Regions from separate parts of the Homo sapiens genome. Here region 1 is linked to region 2. A link is a loop called in an ENCODE intact Hi-C map of the cell type or tissue named here. Cell type or tissue: endothelial cell of umbilical vein. All regions are shown on one strand. Region 1 overlaps FGGY (FGGY carbohydrate kinase domain containing). Region 2 overlaps FGGY (FGGY carbohydrate kinase domain containing).

What was found. A loop is a pair of places that touch in the nucleus more often than their neighbours do. Peaks named below come from ENCODE experiments on the same cell type or tissue, not always from the same donor. Only the 100,000 strongest peaks of a DNase experiment are listed, where the experiment ranks them.
Region 1: a loop joins it to region 2, with 1.9 times the contacts of the local background. A loop is called at or near these places in 4 of 110 quality-filtered maps.

Annotation. Positions count from the first base shown.
Region 1 is chr1:59,677,020-59,682,019 of GRCh38, reverse strand. All of the region lies in intron 14 of FGGY (FGGY carbohydrate kinase domain containing), which reads right to left. Among named protein-coding and RNA genes, the nearest start is that of MIR4711, 54 kb to the left of the region's middle. In endothelial cell of umbilical vein, no CTCF peak of the experiment used is centred here; a DNase peak (open chromatin) is centred at 3,029; H3K27ac peaks cover 1,053 bases.
Region 2 is chr1:59,420,335-59,425,334 of GRCh38, reverse strand. The region is part of intron 5 of FGGY (FGGY carbohydrate kinase domain containing); the gene reads right to left. Among named protein-coding and RNA genes, the nearest start is that of FGGY, 130 kb to the right of the region's middle. In endothelial cell of umbilical vein, no CTCF peak of the experiment used is centred here; a DNase peak (open chromatin) is centred at 2,214; H3K27ac peaks cover 405 bases.

The DNA of each region.
Region 1 (5,000 bases), 260 kb before region 2:
ATTCTGATCCCACGCTAGTTTTTTATGGTTCACTGCAGAGGATCAAATACCTCTGTTAGGAAACTATAATTATGATTTCTTTTGTTTTCTTCTGCATATTCTTGATCATCTGCCTAAATGCTGCAACTGAAACTCTTTTAAGACACTGTACCTTCCACACTCTGAATCGAACCTCAAACTTTTTCTAGTAGTATGTATGTGTGTGTGTGTGTGCATGTGTGTGTGTGTGTGTGTGTATTTTTCAAGGCAATTTTCCCCATCACAGAATATTACTGATTTAACTAAAAGCCTTGTCTTTCCTGATCTCTCATTTGAATATTATACAGCATGGATTTCATTGCTATTCATGAGTTATTTTAGTGTAAAGAAAAAAAACCTATTTCTAGTTTATTCCAACAAGAATGTTTACAATAAAAAGTAAAGGCATAAATAGTAATTAGAGTGAGGAATTAATTACTTACAGGCACGTCTTTCTATGAGATAAATCTTACACATTTTTGTTTAGGTTTACACCAGTATGAAATGCCATCTTGAACAAAATCAAGTCAAACAGGTAAACCTTATTATAGAAAGAGAGTTCTGTAATCCTTCAAAGTTTCTAAGAACTTAGTAGATGTTTAGCCCTTGGTTGCTTTTATAAAAGCCCAATTCTTACATTCCTGAATAAAAATTGTGGGGGGAGGTGAGAGAGATATTTGGGAAAATGCGTTTTGTTAGCCTAAACCTTTGTGTTAATAACAATAGCATTTAAGTATCTTTTAATTCAAGTTATTTTAATCTATTAAAGTATTCCTTAATCTATTGTACTTCATTATTGAAGTATCTTTTAATTCATGTTCTTAATTAAAGTGCTTTTTATATCTACCTAAAGTGCTTCTTTTATCTACCTTTTTATAGCTACAAAAAGTAAACAGGCATATATTATGATTAAAAGCAAACAAGTAGAGCAAAATAATACTGGTGAGTATGGTCATTCTCTGGGGAAATGAATTAGAATATTTCCATGCCAAAGAGGGCACCCTGCTTATTTTTATTTCTGTGTTGGACACTCAACCAAGCAATGATGACAAATACATAATGCTATTTTTTATAAACGATACCACCTTGTGAGAGGTGTCTCAGTTGCCATAGTGTACTTCCCTAGCAATGTATATGTATCTACAGGATATGGTCTGATGGAATACAAAGAGCGTGGGCTTTGTATTAAACAAGTTATACAACATTTCTGAGCTTCAGAGTCCTCATCTGCACAAAGATTGCTGCTACCAACCACTGGGTTGCTTCAAGGGGTCTATGAAATGACAATGGATGGAAAGTAACAGGTCCTGTTCTTGGATCACTCTGTAAGGAACAAGAGAGTCAAATGATGTGTATCTTATATTGAAATAATTTCCTTAAAAAATTACAATTTTCAGCTAATGTTTTGACTTTTATACCCATGGTATCATTCTGCAAACTGGATTGAAACCAGAGGTTTTATAATTAATCAGAACCTGATCTATTTTTGTTTTATTCTATTTTTTTTTTTTTTCTGGAGGGGTCGAAAAAACTCTTAAAAAAAAAAAAAAAGAATGTATTGTTAACCAGGTGTGGCAATAAGAATAATGAATGTTAGGGCCAACTTCATATTCTTAATTGAATTCTTCTTTCAATTATTAATTATTATACCATTCCAAAGTTTTCTGTTGACTTTCTGAGGGACACTGACATATGGGACAGGATACTCAGAAAATTCAATCAGTAATCTGAATCTATTTAATTAGGAATCAGAATCTCATCCAGAAACACATGCTTAAGCAGCAAAGGGCAAAAGGCTACTAAAAAAAAAAGCTGATAATATCAGGACCATATGTGAAATAAGTAGGATTATAAGAGGCCTGGGGATGAAAGCTAAATAGAACTAAAATGGAACTAAAATCCATGGCAAGAGATTCCTTATATACAAGAAATGTAAACCCTGAGTTTTCAGACACTACTGATGGGAGTATAAATTATTACTATGTATCAGAACCCTAAATGCTGGGCACACTTTTTGCCTGAACAATTATATGCCTCTAATTTTATTTTATAGAGATAATTTAGGATGTGTGCAAACATTTAGTAACAGAGATGTCAGTTGCAGCATTCTTTAAAACAATGGAGAAAACCTAAATATTCAAGTCTGGAGGACTGGTGAAATAAGCTATAATATATTCTATTAGGTAGAAAATTATGCAGCCTACAAAAATGATAAATAAAGAAGTTTACTACATATTTTTGAGTATAGGAAAAAGGTCTAAAAAGATAAAACTTTATGCATTGTATAATACATTTTGTAATTTAAAAGTATAAAATGATTTTAAAATATGTACAAAAAGACTAAGAGAATAGAAACCATAATATTAAATAGTTAATAAGTAAATAATTTAAAATAGGTTATTTTAGGATAACAAGATCAATGTTTTCATATTTTCACTCATCTTAATTAAATTTTCTTATTTTTGTCCCCAATGAACATGAAATGTTAGTATTCCAGACAAAGAAAAAAATGCAAGTAAACTAAATTGAATGCACCGAGAAATGGGATGGTTTCATACTTCTGAACATCTACGGTATTTCAGTTTTTTCTAACCTCTGGAAACTAAAATAATGATAATCAGCTTTATTTTGCAAATAGCAAAACTGTTATTTATCGTGACAGAAAGCCAAATAGAGCTAAAAAAAAAAATCACAGAAAGTTGACTCTTACAAAATAAAATAGAATGGGAGACATGTTATATACAAAAATCATAGGCTCTGAAATGCATAACAGGTGATGAGTATAACTGGCCCTAAATGAAGTGAATTTCATGAAAAAGAACAGAAGTAGAGGTTTCAGCTAAGCAATGAGGATGTTTGCAAGGAATGACCTCAAGGGTAGACCACTGCGGTCAGCATGGATGGTTTATCTTGTGGGCACACATTACAGAAAGGGTGAGTAATCACAGCTCTCAACTGGCCACTTACATGTATTGGTCTTGAAGACACAGGAGTCTGTCTGGAACGTGACAGGGAAAGTTGATGGTGAGAGTGCATGGAGTCAGTGGTTTACAGGGGTGGCAACACTCACACAGTGGGAGGAAGGAAGGTCTGTGATTAATTGGCTGATTCCAAGGGCTTATTTTCTTTACACTGGTACTCCCCTTAAAATGACTGCTGAATGCATTTTGATCTCTTGTCACTGTCTCCTTTTACTGATTTTTGCTTCAGATGCTTCCTCCACTCCTTTTTTTCAAGGGTGGGGGGTGGTGGTTCAAGACAAATAGCACTGCTGGAATTAAAGCTTGTTTTGTCTAAATAGACTTGAATAAAAACTGCCCCTGAAGATAAGAAATTACAGAAAGCTAATGACATCTGCAGGGGGCCTGAAGGAAACAGAAAGTGGAGAGCCATTTCATGTTGCTGTCTCTTTGCCATTTGATTGAGTTTTCTCTCACAACGACTTGAAACTGCTTCTTGTTTTATTTATTTGTCCTTGTATTTCTTAGAATCTTTTAACTGTCTGTGCTTAGAAAGTGTAAGCATAGTGATATTTCATAAACTTAGTTTTTTTCCAGTTTATTGATTTTCCAGGACCTGGGAGCCTAGAGAAGTGTTATGGAACACTCTCAGCTTCTAATTATAATTATTTGTTTTCCAAGATATTCAGAATTACAGAGGATCATTTTGTACTCTACTGATGATGGGGGAGGGATCAAGTAGAAAGGTCACAGAGGTCAAGACTGCAGGGATTCCACATTCCTAAGAGTAAAGGGAGGGGAAGTGAACTGCCTTCTTTGTGTCCCCTCCCACTTATTCAATAGCTAAATTTTTACTGTGAGAGCAGCATATCTGTGGCTTGATTCCATATTTTTCATTAAACCGCAGATATAAAGCTGATCATGATTTGCCTTCAAGAATACTTGTCCACAAGGAGACTGTTCTCTTTAGTAAAGACACAGTTTTGAAAACTACTAAAAGGAAAACACCCTTTCTAAAGAGGGGCAACTCTTTAAGATAGTATTAGTCATTGTATTCTTTAGAATGAACGAATGGCTATGTCAGTATCCTTTGTGAGATCCGAATTTGACAAAGAAATAGTAAGAAGACTTTAGATGTCTAAAGGGAGAGAGAGAGCAGGAAAGGACAAGGGAAGAGAGACAGAGACAAACTAAGAGAAGGAGAATCTGAATGGATAAAAGAACAAAAGAAGGAAGCTAGGAATTGTCAGCATGTTTCAAAATTTGCAATATCAATAGATCTTGTTGTTGGCCAATCTTTCATTAAGGGCCCACCAGAATATTCCATCCAGTCTCCCTTCCCCTGATAAAATTCTCCCAGAATTGAGATACACAGAGTCTACAAAAGCTACAAGTAAAATCTACAGCTGTGGATCCATTGGTATCACCCAAGAAAGGTATAGGACTCTACCCCCGGCTGAAAATCATCCATTCAGGGGCCTATGAAAACCCTGTCTCCTCAAGCACATAAAAGTTTTTCCTACCTCTACTGTCTGGGTCCTCTGGATTCTTCCCAGCCTTCCCAGCATCTGAAGGAGGTGACTCTGGTTGAGTCTACCAAAATTGGCCTATCTAGATAAGAAGTGAAATCCTCCATCTAACCACCAGATGTGTGGTCCATGAGAAGATAAAACATCTGACTTGCTGGAATAGTTGAGGTGCTGGCAGGAATTGCTCAACTTTCTTAAGGAGGGGAAGGCAGGTACCCTGCAAACCAAGCCAGGGTCCCTGAAGTTCAAAGAAAAGACTGTGTTGAAGTTCAGGTTGAAAATATGAATCACAGAAAGAAAGCAATTCAATTTTGCCTCACCTTGCCAGAATCTGAAGCTGGTCCTCAGACCTGGGGCACAAAGGTTGGCCCCTCTTCTTTGGAGGGGAGCAAATGACGCCAAGTCTACATGCATTTTCATTTCCAAAGCAGTTCCAAATATTTTATCATTCTAATGATATTGATTACACCTGAGAGGTCACTGGAACTTTCAA
Region 2 (5,000 bases):
TAAAAGGCCATAAAAATACTGGAATCTATTATAATTCTAATTGTTATGTGCCAATATAATAATCATGCAAATTTAATCAAATGTTACTACGTCATCCAAATAATCCATGTTTCCCAGGTATTTCAGACACACTATACCTATATATCAGCTTTTACTTACCATTTATTGAGAGCCTAATGTACGCTAGGCATTATGCTACATGCTTTATATATGATATCGCTTTTACGGCTCACAAGCATATTCTAAGGGAAGTAATATTGATTTCATTTTATGGGCAAGGAAACTGAAACTCAGAGATCTCAAGATCACATAGCAGATAAGGGAAAGAGTCCAAATTTGATTCTAGATGTATTTGGTCTAAAACCCATATTCTTTCCAATAGAGCAAGAGCTTTTCTAAAACTGTGACTCTCTGAAGAGTAAAGCTCACAACCAGTTTTAGTGCTTCTTCAATGCCTATATCCTTCATAACTGGCTTATGTGTGAAGCCCTCCTTGACCACTTCAACCCACACAAATCATGCCTTCCTTTGACCCTAAACAGCACTGAATGGTGCCTACCATCCATTTATTCATTGAACAAACATATCTTGAAAACTGACTGTATGCCAAGTGTGAAGACATAATTGCCAAGACAAAGTCCCTGTCCTCAGGGAGCTCACAGTGCAAGGTGGAGATCAAAAATCGACACATGAAAAATAAAGTATTACCAGCACCAAACAAGCTGAACTAAATTGCATATTTTCTTGGTTTTCTTACTCATTCTTTTATTTTATTTATTTATTTTTTAAGAGACAGAGTCTCACTCTGTCGCCAGGCTGGAGTGCAGTGGCGCGATTTTGGCTCACTGCAACCTCTGCCTCTCGGGTTCAAGCGATTCTCCTGCCTCAGCTTCCCGAGTAGCTGGAATTACAGGCGTGTGCCACCACGTCCAGCTAATTTTTGTATTTTTAATAGAGACGGGGTTTCACCATGTTGAGCAGGACAGTTTCAATCTCTTGACCTCATGATTCGCCTGCCTCGGCCTCCCAGAGTGCTGGGATTACAGGCGTGAGCCACAGTGCCCGGCCTCATTCTTCACATGTATTAATTCTACTTCTCAAATGGGCTGTGAAGCTGCCATGTGCAAGCACTCTGGCGGCACCTGTATTTGTATGGTATTTAGAATGGTACTGAAGACACACAAGTTCCTCACACATCTTCATGCATTGATTATTAGCTTCTTTTCAGATCTCGGCCTATCATGGTAACCATCTTTATTTGCCTATTCACTCAAGTCCTCCTTCAGTTATTACACACTGACTGTAAGTGGCCTATGTAGTAAGTACTGTGAATGATTTGAAAACAACACCTTGCCTCCCCTTGGAGGGCACCATAGCCTAGAGAGGGAGGCAGGCAGATGTCTGTGAACAGGTGAGACAAGGTGGTAGAGTTGTGCTAAGAAAGAAACTGCTGAAAGGCTTCATGAAGGAGTAGGAATCAAAGAATGCATAGGAGTTTGCCAGGCAGGTCAAAGAAGGAACGAAACTCCAGCTGGAGAAACAGAGACATGAAAGTACCTGGTTTCCAAGGCATCTTTGGTGAGCCACGGTAGTATGACCTGCCAGAAGCTGGGTGGAGTGGGAGAAGCATGCGGAGAAACAGGGCCAGACCAGGAAGGGTATTCAGTGCTATGCTCAGAGACTCAGCATTTTTTCCTCAAGAACTGGGGAGTCACTGAAGGGGTTTAATATTGGAGGAACATAATCAGACCTTTATTTGAAAGAGGATCCCCCTGAGAAAAGTGGGCCGGAAAGCAGAGGACAGGCTGCAGATAGGAAGACCAGTATGGAGGCTGTTGTAATATACCAGGTAAGTGGCAGTGAGGGCTGGAATCTATTGCTGGGACTTTTCCTTTGCATCCAACATATTGATCTTCACGGTATCAGAGAAATCTGACATGCTGAATGGTGTCCACGTTGGCACAAAATTTCAACATTCTCAGGTCTGTTACAAGGTGCCAAAGAAAAAAAAATCAGATATGGGTGAACCACCTAGGAGAGGCTTCTGTGCTTCAGCTGCCACACTCCTTTGCCAAATAGTTTCCCAGAGATCATACCAGGCATTCTGAGCAGAGACAAAGGCTTTCGGTGGGACCTTTACCCAGTATTGGACAGAGAAAAACAAACTTGCTGGTACAATCCAGTAAAGGAAGCTCTGGCAGCTTGCCCAATTGGTCCAGTTTCCTGATCTCTGAACAGATTTCCCCTCCTGCTACACAATCCTCTGGAGCCAAGAAAGAATTGAGAAATAGGCTGGAGTGTTCGGAAAGGCTGCCTGGCACAATAGTATCCAAACACCCCTGCTGCCACGTGTTTACTATGTGACTCTAGGAAAAATACTAAACTTCTCTGGGCTTTAATTTTACTGAATACAAAATTGGGTAATAATCATTGCATGCCAAGGTTAAAATTAAAGAAGAAAATATAAATTATGAGTCAAGTTTACTATAATAGTAGGCCTTCAATAAATATCAGTTGCCTTTCCTTTTCCTGTCTTTCCTTTTAGTATTTGCCATTTATTAATATTTACCTAGTGCTTATATAATAACTGCTATATGGAAGGTCTTATTCATAAGCAAGTAACCTTTTTTTTTTTTTTCCTTTGAGACAGGGTCTCGCTGTCACCCAAATCGGAGTGCAGCGCATGATCACAGCTCACTGCAGCCTCAACCTCCTGGGCTCAAGCAGTCCTCCTACCTCAGCCTCCTGAGTAGCTGGGACTAAAGGCACGCACTACCTCACCTGGCTAATTTTCCAGTTTTTTAGTACAGATCGGTTTTTCCATGTTGCCCAGGCTGGTCTCAAACTCCTGGGCTCAAGCAATCCACCCAATTCAGCCTCCCAAAGTTGCTGGGACTACTGGCGTGAATCACCACGCCCAGCCCAGCAAGTCAAAATAACAATTAAAAACAATAACACCAACAAAAAACTTGACACATCCATTTTTTACAAGGTAGGACTATATGGAAATACAACCTCAATCTGCTCCTGAGCAACTGAATCTATTAAAAGGCATTGAACCTGGTAAATCACCAAACTATTGGAACATGAGAATCGTGTAGAAACCTGATAAAATTACAGATATTTAGATTCTATTTCTACCCAGGACTACTGAATCAGAATTCCCAGAGGGTTATCCAAGTATCGTCACTAAATTTTTTAAGAATTAAACTGAAAATCTCTCCAGGTGATTCTTGCCATCAATGACTTACTTTCTGAGGCTAGTTTGGGATCCAGTGATCTAATCTCTTTTTCTACATAGGCAATGATTAAATCAGACCAATATCACAGCACACTCTCAAAGCCAAGGGCTGACTCCAAATCAAAGTAACAAAGTAAGGGTGGGATCCCAGGTATCTCCTTTAAAACTCCAGACTAATAATAAAAAGGAAGTGTCCTTAACTTCAACCCAAATCCTTCACATTCTCATCATGGCAACGTTTTTAAAAAACAGACCACAGTGGCTGACTGTGGAGTGGTAGTCTAGTCAAATGAGACCTCAAGCCCAAGAAGGCTACTCAGAGGTCAAGGCATGCCCTAAACATCTACAATACCCATCTGGGTCCCTAGGAAGTGTCAGGCCTTTGTATTGCCAAGACAATATATCTCAAGTATACCTGCCAACCTGATATAAAACATGCATCCTCTTCTTGTCAGCCCAAATGAAGGCCAGAAAAAGAGAACAGAAGGGAAGAGAAGCTGGGGCAGTGGGGGAGAAAGGAGGGGAAGGAGGAGGGGAGGGAAAAAAGAAGAAAAGGGAGTGAGGGAAGGAGAAAAGGAGAGAGGGAGAGAGGGGGAGAGGGAGAGAGGGGGAGAGGGAGAGATGGAGGGAGGGAGGAGTTTTAACTATACCACACCCTGATTCTTTTTAAACAAATTCCAGGCTTTTAAAAAATTTTTCTGTAAATATTTCAGCATGTATCTATAAAAGGAGGTATCTTTCAAAAAATAGCTAATTATCAATATCATAATTAAAAAGAATAATTCCTTAATATCATCATATAGCCATTCTGTATTGATATATGCCTCCTATGTTTTACTTTTCTTAACAGTTGTTGTTTGAATGAGGGTTCAAATAAGGGTGACACACCACGAGTGTTCCATATGTCTCCTGTCTCTTTTTGTTACAGGTATCCTCTCTAACACTCTTCTTTTCCCCTTTGTAACTTTTGTTAATCAAAGAAACTGGTCCACCTAAGTGGCTTTTTAGGCTAGAGTGTATTCTTCATCAGAAAGAGATCTCCTTGCTCTAAGAAAATACTTGGGAAACTTTTTTTTTTTAAATTAATGATTGTAAGACAACACTGGATTTTTCAAAAACAGCTTTTCTGGTAAGTGTAAAGCATTATCAGAAACATGTCCTAAAACAGCAGTTGGCACAAATACCCCCAAAAAATACTTATGTCCAAAGCTTCTTGGTGGCCGGGCATTTGGGAGTGAATTTGAGCCTCTTTGTGATTACTGGGATCACCCATTTCTGTTAGTGTCATCAAAGAGAAAAAAAAAATTGAAAAGGATCTTTCTAGTCTTCAGAGATCTCAGCAATATAATATTTTGATCATTTCAGGGTAGAAGAATTAGAAACATATGGAGTACATTTCCCTTAATGGACACCAGGGTACAAGCACTTGGAAAAATACATTTGGGGAAGTCTTGAACCCTACAAGCTTGAAAAATAATTTGACAAATTCTGTGAACTCCAAATGCCCTGGAGTCAGTCTCTACCGTTTAAGTACACTGGACTCACAAAATGGATGAGGTTTCCTCATGCCTCTCATCATACCTTCCCAAAACAATGTCAAAGACTGAGATCCAAGGACAAATACAGCCTCTGCCTTTGGGGTATTGCTGGCAAGGTAATAGAGCCCTGTTTTCACAACACGTGGGAAGTACATACCCAACTCCTTGGGAATAACGACTTCACTAATGTGGGTCTTGTCAAGGGTCAGTCTTTTCTAATG